Linked DNA regions of Mus musculus: region 1 is linked to region 2. A link is a contact called in ENCODE POLR2A ChIA-PET data. All regions are on one chromosome and are shown on one strand. The core of a region is the stretch at or near the end of the contact, and the rest is flanking DNA. Distances in the headings are between cores, read along the strand shown. Region 1 holds the start of Fbxo2 (F-box protein 2). Region 2 holds the start of Agtrap (angiotensin II, type I receptor-associated protein).

Region 1 (4,313 bases), core at 159-2,658, 73 kb after region 2:
CATTTCCTCCCCATCCCCCACACGGGGAAAGGGACAGAGATGATGATCGGGGGTTATCACTGGCCCTCAGGACCGGTCACGGAGTACAAAGGGCTCAGTGACGTTCTTAAGATCTCAGAGAATATGACCCGTTTACCTGAGCCTGAGGAAAGATGTACGAGTGGAAAAGAGCCTTCCTATCTCCCTCCCGCACCCCCCCCACCCGCCCCGGCCCCCTGCAGTCTCCCATTTATGCTTGGCTCTAAAACGGGCTACCTTGCTCAAGACCAGATTCAGATCTCTGAGCACCGATGGCGTCCATAGCCCAGTTCTTCGAAGCCTCACAGTACAGTGGGGGGAGGGGAGGGGAGAAAGCCTGAGGCCTGGGCCTTAAAGGCGCTAGGCCCTCATGATCGCAGAGCGCGCGCGCCCCCCCCCTCCCCTCTAGGTCTCTGCCCACTGTGCCTCAGTCCCCGAACTGGGCGCTCCCCCTCCCGCAGTCACCTGCGATCCGTCGCGCTGAGCGATCCTGCCAGGCCGTGGGGCTGTACAGCCCGAGCCTGCGTGGCCCGGAAGGCAGACCTGCCTACTGCCCGCCAAACGTCTCCTTGCTGGGGCGCTCACTGCTCCCCTCCTTCTGTCACCTGCTCTTAGCCGGGTTACGTTGGAGAACAGCACCCAAGACACAGCCCCGCCTACTACTCATCAGACCCCGCCCCATCCCCATCCCACAACACTGGCCCCTCTCCCTCCCCATTCTCCTTGTCAACTACTTTTGGTCGCGCTGCGCCATACCCTTGGATCCTGGGGATGAGCCTTACGGACCAATGGAGGCCCGGGGTGCGACCCGCCCACTGTTTGTCAGACCACGCCCCACGCCCCACCCCATTTTCTCCGTCACCAGCTTTTAGTCCGGCTGCCCCACAACGCTGGGTACTGGAACTGCGCCTTTCTGCCAGAGTTGGTTCACGATGCGGCCCCGCCCACTGCCCTCAAGGCCCCGCCCACCATTCCTTCAGGCCCCGCCTCACCCGCGCACTCCCCGGATTCGCCCCCATCACAGCGTAGGAAAATTACCTGGGGGGTTGGGGAGGAGGAAAGCTCCGATACCCCCAACTCCACTGGGCTCGGCGCCAGCACCCTCTACTCCCCAGTAGTCCGACTCCATATGTCCTCCTGCAGTCATCCTCCAGGCACACTAGAAGCCCACCCATTCTGTAGCTGTCCCTGCCCCTCTCCAGTCCCAGGCTCCTCCCGGAAGCCGCACCTTGGGTTACGGGGCGGGGGGTGGGGGTGGGGGGGTACAGGACTCCCAGCCCTTAGCCGGGGGCCAGAGGCGGGGCGCACGGGGCCTTTAAGAGGCGCGGCGGCGCGGGCCCGGCTGACGCGGGCAGCTCCAGGACTCGCCACCCGCAGCGCTCAGGCTCTTCTCTCTTGACAGCACCGCAGCGATGGATGGAGATGGTGATCCAGGTATCCGCTGCTGGCCCCGCTAGATACAGACTCGGGAGACAGGGCGGACCAGCGCCGCAGAAGGCGCTCAAACTTTCGCGCCAGGAAAACCCTAGAGATAGTCTAGGGAGCAGGTTTCTGCCTGGTGTCGTGGTGTGGAGGGAGGAGGACGCCTGGGTCTCCAAAATGGCATCGGAGGACTCTGGCATCTCAGGCTCCAGACTTCCTGGGGTTTGAGAGCCGGGTTCTTGCAAGCTTTTGCTTCCATGAACTTCTTCCATTTGCTAGCGCTGCCCTCCCTGCCTCTTGAGCCTCCGGAGTCCCCGCGGGGTCCTAGGGTTTACAAACTTTATCCTGCCTCCATCCTAGCTTCCTGAGGGACTCCCTTCTCTGGAGGGGCCGTCTTGTATTGGAGTAGCGGGGCTGTTCCGTGGGAACCAGGCTAGGGGTGAGGAAGGCTGCTTTTGGCAGAAGCTCTGGGTCCTCAAGGATTGCCCAGTCATCTTTTCTGGCACCAAAGACCCCACCCCTTCTGCCCTCCGGCTCCCTGCTGGGCCTGTAGGGGGCTGCTTGCTGAGTCAGACCTGCCTGCCTTGACTCTTATCCCTTCCTCACTAACTATGCTCAGCTCGGAGTGTTCACTCTTTAGGGGAGGAGGTGAGGGAACAGAGGTGGCCAGTCTTCCCTCCTACTCCCAAGTCCTCACTCTCAGTCGGTGCCTGGCTTCAACATCATCCACAGGGCCCCAGAATAGGCTACCGTTTTCTTCCTGCTCCCAGGAAGTCCCTGGGCTCAGGGGCCCAATCCAGGTGAGTGAGTCAGCTTGGGGTCAGCATCCATGGCTAGATAACTTTCCTACAGCAACAATGTGGCAAGTTGTGTGCAAGGGAGCAGGTGGGGGGGGCTGTAATCCGATCTGGGGCCTCAATGCCAGGCCTAGGGGCCAGGAGAGAGGACTGGGTGAGGTGCACCTTTCCGGGGAGCATCAGGTATCTGCTGGGGCCAGGGCAGGGCTGGGTGATGGTAGAGAGGTGAGGACGTTGGGCCCAGCTCTCCAGAGCTGTTGGAAGCAGGACAGACAATTGTTTTTCCTTCTGCTTGATGATGTCCTGTGGTGGAACCTGGAAGAAATGCTAGGACCCTCTGCACCCGTTTTCTCATTGCCAATGAAGGAGTAAACCCCTACATATGAAAATGTGACCAAAACACATCAGAAATGTGGGGAAAGTACGCTGTCTGTCTGTCTGTCTGTCTGTCTGTCTGTCTGTCTGTCTGTCTCTCTGTGTGTGTGTGTGTGTGTGTGTATACAATTCACCATGGCTGATGGAGGACTCACTGTGTGCTCTAAAGAGAGGGGAAATCCCGAGTCAGCTTTCCAGTGTCTGACAGTGTAGATGCTATTGACTGCATCCCCTTAGAAGAGGTTTAGGGAACGGGCCACCTGTCCCTCCCCTGCCCCAGGCCTGCTCCCTTATTTCCTTGGCTTCTTGGGGTCAGACCAGTCTTCAGGGACTCTGAGAGAGATGGCCTCCATTACACAGGGTGGCTGGGTCCCCTCCCCACTGGCCCTCTCTCCTTTAGAGATACTGCCCACTCAGTGTCTGCTTACTCAAGGTTTCTTCTTCGGTGGCCCAGATGAGGCGCGCTGAGATCCAAGAGATACACAGCTGCCCACAGCAGCCTGGGTATTCAGTGGGCTGACCTGGAGAACCCAGCCTGGGAGGCAGTGCTTTTTGTCCTGTCTCCCAGTCTTCACTGTGGAGTCAGGCGTCCCCACTGGCTTAGCAAGAGTGGATGTCCCCATTGCTTTGCTCCTTTGTGGGAAGGGGATGAATTTCAGTATAAATCTGACAGTCTGACACAAGGATGACTCCATTTCACAGATGAGGAGACTGAGGGTGAGGGATGGGAAAAGAGGGGAGGAAGACTCTTCCCAAGTCACCTAGCATCTCTCTTTGTCTGTTTCCCTTTCCCATTGGCTGGCTGGGGCTAGCTGGATCTCGAGCTCATTTTCCTCACCCAGAGCCCTTGAGTGTCCCTTTCCCTAACACTGCCAGTGGGACCTACACTAAGTCACTTCATATTCACAGCTGAGCATCCACAGTATCCAAACCAAGGCCAGATTGTCAATTCAGCCAGGTTTTTGTTTTTTGCTTTTTGTTTTTTCGAGACAGGGTTTCTCTGTGTAGCCCTGGCTGTCCTGGAACTCACTCTGTAGACCAGGCTGGCCTCGAACTCAGAAATCCGCCTGCCTCTGCTTCCCGAGTGCTGGGATTAAAGGCGTGCGCCACCACGCCCGGCTCAGCCAGTTTTTTAAAAAATATTTATTTTATGTATATGAGTACACTGTCGCTGTTTTCAGACACACCAGAAGAGGGCATCAGATCCTATTACAGATGATTGTGAGCCATCATGTGGTTGCTGGAAATTGAACTCAGGACCTCTGGAAGAGCAGCCAGTGCTCTTAACCACTGAGCCATCTCTCCAGTCCTCAACCAATTCTTTTGGTGCCTGTTAAAGCTGGCTTCTGTGTTGGACTGAACAGATTCAAACACAGGCTCCCAACTGCTTATACGGTGTGTGATTCTGGACCTTGTCACTTTTCTGTCCCTTCGTGAAGCAGACTTGGGCCCAGCCTGAAGGAGATGGGTTGAGGATTGAGGGAGTAATTCCAAGGCTCAGAGCAGTACCTTGCTCATAAGCGCTGATAAAATTCAGTAGCTCCTGACTCTACAAGGGACAAAAGTGGTGTCTCCCAGGCCACATCCTTGAGGTCAGTCCATTGTACACAAAGGTTGCTATCAAACAACCAGAGCAAGTACGGAGGCTCAGGTGCCCTTGAATGCCTGTGACCCTCGTGCAGTGAGAGGGTATGCTAAAGG
Region 2 (4,478 bases), core at 1,579-4,078:
CTCCTCAGTGTCACACAGATAACTCTGTCAGAGCCTGGCCTTAAAACCTCGCCCCGAAGCCAGCATTCTCTCCACTGTCAGGATCTCCAAGGTCAAAGGCAGGGCAGAGGGAAGGGAAGTTTAACTTAGAAAAGGGTGGGTCAGCAGAAGTCTAGGGGCCAAGAGGATTAATTAACCTTTGTTTGGGGCTATGGACTGTGGTTCCGTGGTAGAAAACTTGCCTGGCCTGTGGTACCCTACCACAGGAAAACAAAACAAGCCTTTGTTTACCACTCCCAAAGGAGGAGGGGCTGGGGATGTCCCAGACCTCAACTTAAAACATCCCCGTGTGTCCTGTGCAAACATTTGGCGGCCTATTAGACAAGGCAGTAGGATGCCCCCAGGACAGCTAAATTCAAGGGCTACCCAGGAGGAGAGGCAGGTCCTCTGGCAGACTTTGGAGTCAGACCATGGAACAGATCTTAACACATAAACTTGGGCAAGTCTCCATACATACAACGGCCACCTGCTCTTCAGCGCAGCAGGGACTCTGTGGTAGAAGTGTGTCAAACACTCAAACACAGCAGGCCGCATCGCTGCCCCCCCCCCCCCACTGCTCCTCCCAGGGCTTCACAAGTCTAGTCCAACCTGAGCTGCTTCAGTTTAGCTCCTGCTTAAGACAAGCAAGAAGCCCAGTTAGGGACCCGACTTCTTTCACAGAGCCTGGGCCAAGTGCTGAGAAGAGCTGGTGTCTTTTTAAAAGACAGAGAGGGTGGACTGAAAGGGGCAGCCAATGGTGTCCCAGCTGCCTCCCATAGGGACACCAGATCTTGCAGACAAAATAACACAACACCCAGCCTCATTCTGAATTTCAGATTGTGAATGATTCAGTGTGTCCCCAATCCTGAGACACATGGTACGACTTTGTCCTTGATGCGAAGCCCAAAAGTGACTGGGTGTTACTTCACAACCCCTAGCCTGGGCACTGCCCTTCAAAGCCTGCAAAGCACACATGATCTCAGTGGAGGGCCTAGTGTTTGTATGCTGGGCTGGAAAGCCTGCTATCTTACATTTGTGATGGATACACTGTACCTATCAGGTTCTAAAAGACGATGTAGGCCATCAAAACCAAAGTTAGCCCAAAGCAACAATACCAGGAAATGCAAACCACTGGAGCTGAGTCTTTGGGGGTTCGAATCCTGACTGTACCACTTATTTCTTGGGAGACTCGGACAATTTCCTCGTATGATCTAAGCTGAAGTTTGCACCCCGATAAAAGAACACGGCTTCTCTAGGTCAGGTATGGTGGTGCACACCTTTAATCCTAGCACTCAGGAGGCAAAAGCAAGCAGATCTCTTGTCAATTCAAAGACAGCCTGATTTCTATAGTGAGTTCCAGGCCAGCCAGAGCTAGATAGCAAGTCCCCCAACTCTAAACAAAAACGACAGAGTACAGCTTCAGCTTTTTCAGCGGAGGACGGAGACTAAGAAAAACAAGCAACACAGGTTGGGGATACGGCTCGGTTGGTGGAGTGTTTCCTTATCCTGCAGGAAGCCCTGGGTTTCATCGCCACTACTGTGTAATCCTGGCACTGGAGAGGTGGAGGCAGGAGGATCAGAAGTTTGTGGCAATCCTCAGGTACACAGTAAGTTCAAGGCTACACAGTAAGTTAGTACACGAGACCCTGACTCAAATGAATAAAACATATCAGCCCATAAACATCACATTTTTCTCACCTGTTCCTGCGTTTTATTATTATTTGTTAGTGTGTGGTCCTGGGATGGAACCCCAGGCCTGGGGTGGGCTACTCAAATGTTCTACCATTGAGACTTGTGCTGTCCTCGTAATTATTCCAGCAGAATAAGGCAGAGCCTGACCTCCAGACTGCCTCCAAGTCCTGCCTGTAATTCTGTCCCTAGATAATGGATCGCTCAAGCCCATTCCTTTGCTCCAATCTCCCTCCTGCTGCTAGCCAGCAGTTTAGGAATGGGAAACCGGCCAGAGCAAGTCACAGCCCAGCCCATATGAAATCACACAACTGCTCCAAAGCACCTCTATCTTCCGGCCCTTTCCTCTCAGACACCAAAGGGTGCTAAATGGCTTAACACCTGGGAGTCTTAGGGTTTCACGGAGCTGGCACCAAAGGCCCAAGATGGCCGGTTTACTTCCAGGTCCACACGGTTCTGGCCGAAGCTAAGTGGCCAGCACCTCTGTTGCAAATGAGGAGGGCTGAGAGAGAAAAAGAACTTAGGAAATGAAGACATCCTACGCAGCCCCGCTGCCCGGAGCTCAAAGTAGCCTCTGGGGTTTTTGATTTTAGGAAACCTCTTAAGTTCCTGCTTCTTAATTATGAAATAAGGACGCTGCATGTGGAAATTAGGGAGAAGCAATTGTTTGGGGACAGCGGATTTCTCCTAACTTGAGCCAGCACTCAGACAGACCCCCCCCCCCGAACTGCACTGACCTCTCAGAAGGATAGATGTCCCTGTCCTGCTGTGGGGGACACCAGGAGCGCAGGCCCGGGCGGTCCGGTGCCCGTGCCAGCCTGGGTCTGTCCGGGAGGGGCGGCCCTGTCCGTCTCTGTCCCCAGGTGTCCCTCTCCGTGTCCGCCGCCTCCTCCCCGGGGCTCTGGACCTTCCCTTCTGCTCCGACTCCGTTCCCCAGGTTCCTGGACCCCCGCCCGCCCCGGCCGCGCGGCCACCTTCAAGTTCACGGCAGGCAGCTCCATCCCGACCCGGCGGAGGGCACCTGAGCGACGGCCGCGGGGACTCCTGGGCTCCGAACTCGGGAACAAACTTCCTGGCCCCGCCCGTCGCGTTGCGCCAGTTCCAACGGCGGGAGGCCAACTCGCGCGGCCACGTGACTGCAGCCGGTTGCTAGGAGACGGCGTCAGGCAGCTGCTCTTGCTGCTAGGCTCAGGCTCCTGCTACTACTACTGCCTAGGCCTCTACCAGCTCCTGTGCTTCAAGCCAGGAGGTCGGGATTTCTGCAGCCTAGGGGCTCAACGGGCTGCCTAAGTGGGATCGAGGTGAGGTGGTGGGACGACCTACAGCCAGAGGAGCCTGGGGCAAGCGGGCAGAAACTGCGGGTGTGGTAACAGTTGGTGTCTGCCCAGAACATCCTCTCTCCTCTCTTACTTCCCTTGCACAAGAATTAGAACAGTGCCTACCTCATCATCTTTGTGAGGATCAGTGAATGAATTCATGTCCATAAAGATAAAAAGTGAGGGTTGGAGAGGATTCCGTGATTAAGAGCACATGTTACTACTTTTTCTAGGCTTGGGTTCCCAGAACCCACATGCCGGCTCACAATCATGTACTTGTGATACAACCACCCTCTTTTGTCCTCCGCAGGCTCCAGACACAAGTGCATATACACACACAGGCAGGTGAGACATTCGTATACACAAGACAAAAATAAATAAATCTGAAAAAAAAATCGAAGCTCTGTTCTTACTGTATTAAATTTTCCTTCCAAGCTTATTGGATTTCAAGAGAATTTCATAGAATACATTAAAAAGAAAGGAAGGAAGGGGAAGTCGAGGCAAAGATATAATGATATCAAAGCCTGCCTGGCTTATAAAGTAAGACCGTGTTTATGTCTTATTGATCTACTTAGTGGGGTGGGTGGATGCATGCCACAACATGAGTGGGGAGGCGAGAGTGTGGATGGTTCTCCTTCCATCCTGGGTTCTGAAGCCAGGGTAAGGAAAGGGAGACAGGACCTGAAGTCAAGAAAGGGGCTTTCCAGCTGATGGCTGAATAGCCCCCACCACAAGGGAAGGAGAGGCTGGAGGACTCTAGAGCCCAGCAGTTTAAAGCCAACCTGGGCAACAGTGAGACTTTGTCCAAAAATGAGGGGGTCAGGGCTCAGTGTTATAGCATCTGTTTACCAGCATCTGTTTACAGTACCAGCATAGCCTAGGTAAAGTTCCAAATGATCAGAGCTGTGCCGGGTGTCAGTGGCTGATGCACACAAGCTCTAGTACCACCAATATATGAGGAGCCAGCCACTTGGAGTCCACTTGCCCAACATAGCAAAAGTTGGAAGACATTCAGTCAGGACAATTAACAGGAAGTCTCCCCTGCTGAGCCTTCAGACATGCTGAGAGCTCTCAGGAGGCGGGAGCTGCCCAGCCTGGGCTGGTGGGTGTGACTCCAGAAGAATAGAAGCCATATGGGAACCCATGAGACCCCCTGAGTGGACACAAGATGACATCTAGGTCACAGATCCCCAGATAGGACTTTTCTTCTGGGAAGATGAGAGAAGTTGGGGCGGGGCAGACCTAATTTAATAGCCCATTTGAAGGCACAACCCTCAGTCCCCAAGGAAGGCGAACTACAAGTCTGCCATTGTAATGGACAGCTATTCTGATTTTGTTTCTAGGCAGAGTATTTCTGTGATGTCCAGGCTGGCCTTGAACTTGAGAGTTTCCTGTTCTATCCTCCCAAGGGCTGGGATAGCAGGCATGTGCCTTTACCTGGGTCTAATTATGGTT

The links. ChIA-PET counts read pairs that join two places held with the same protein, here RNA polymerase II (POLR2A).
Region 1: POLR2A ChIA-PET joins it to region 2 with 40 read pairs in embryonic stem cell. The contact joins the promoter of Fbxo2 here to the promoter of Agtrap in region 2. POLR2A ChIA-PET finds 5 or more read pairs at or near these places in 3 of 5 experiments (Patski and embryonic stem cell).

What each region holds. Positions count from the first base shown.
Region 1 is chr4:148,159,260-148,163,572 of GRCm38, forward strand. Fbxo2 (F-box protein 2) reads left to right here and starts at 1,409. Exons shown (of 6, transcript NM_176848.1): 1 at 1,409-1,452. The coding sequence starts at 1,431. It overlaps Fbxo44 (F-box protein 44), which reads right to left and starts at 835. Exons shown (of 6, transcript NM_173401.5): 1 at 484-835.
Region 2 is chr4:148,085,236-148,089,713 of GRCm38, forward strand. It overlaps Agtrap (angiotensin II, type I receptor-associated protein), which reads right to left and starts at 2,829. Exons shown (of 5, transcript NM_009642.5): 1 at 2,682-2,829. The coding sequence starts at 2,708.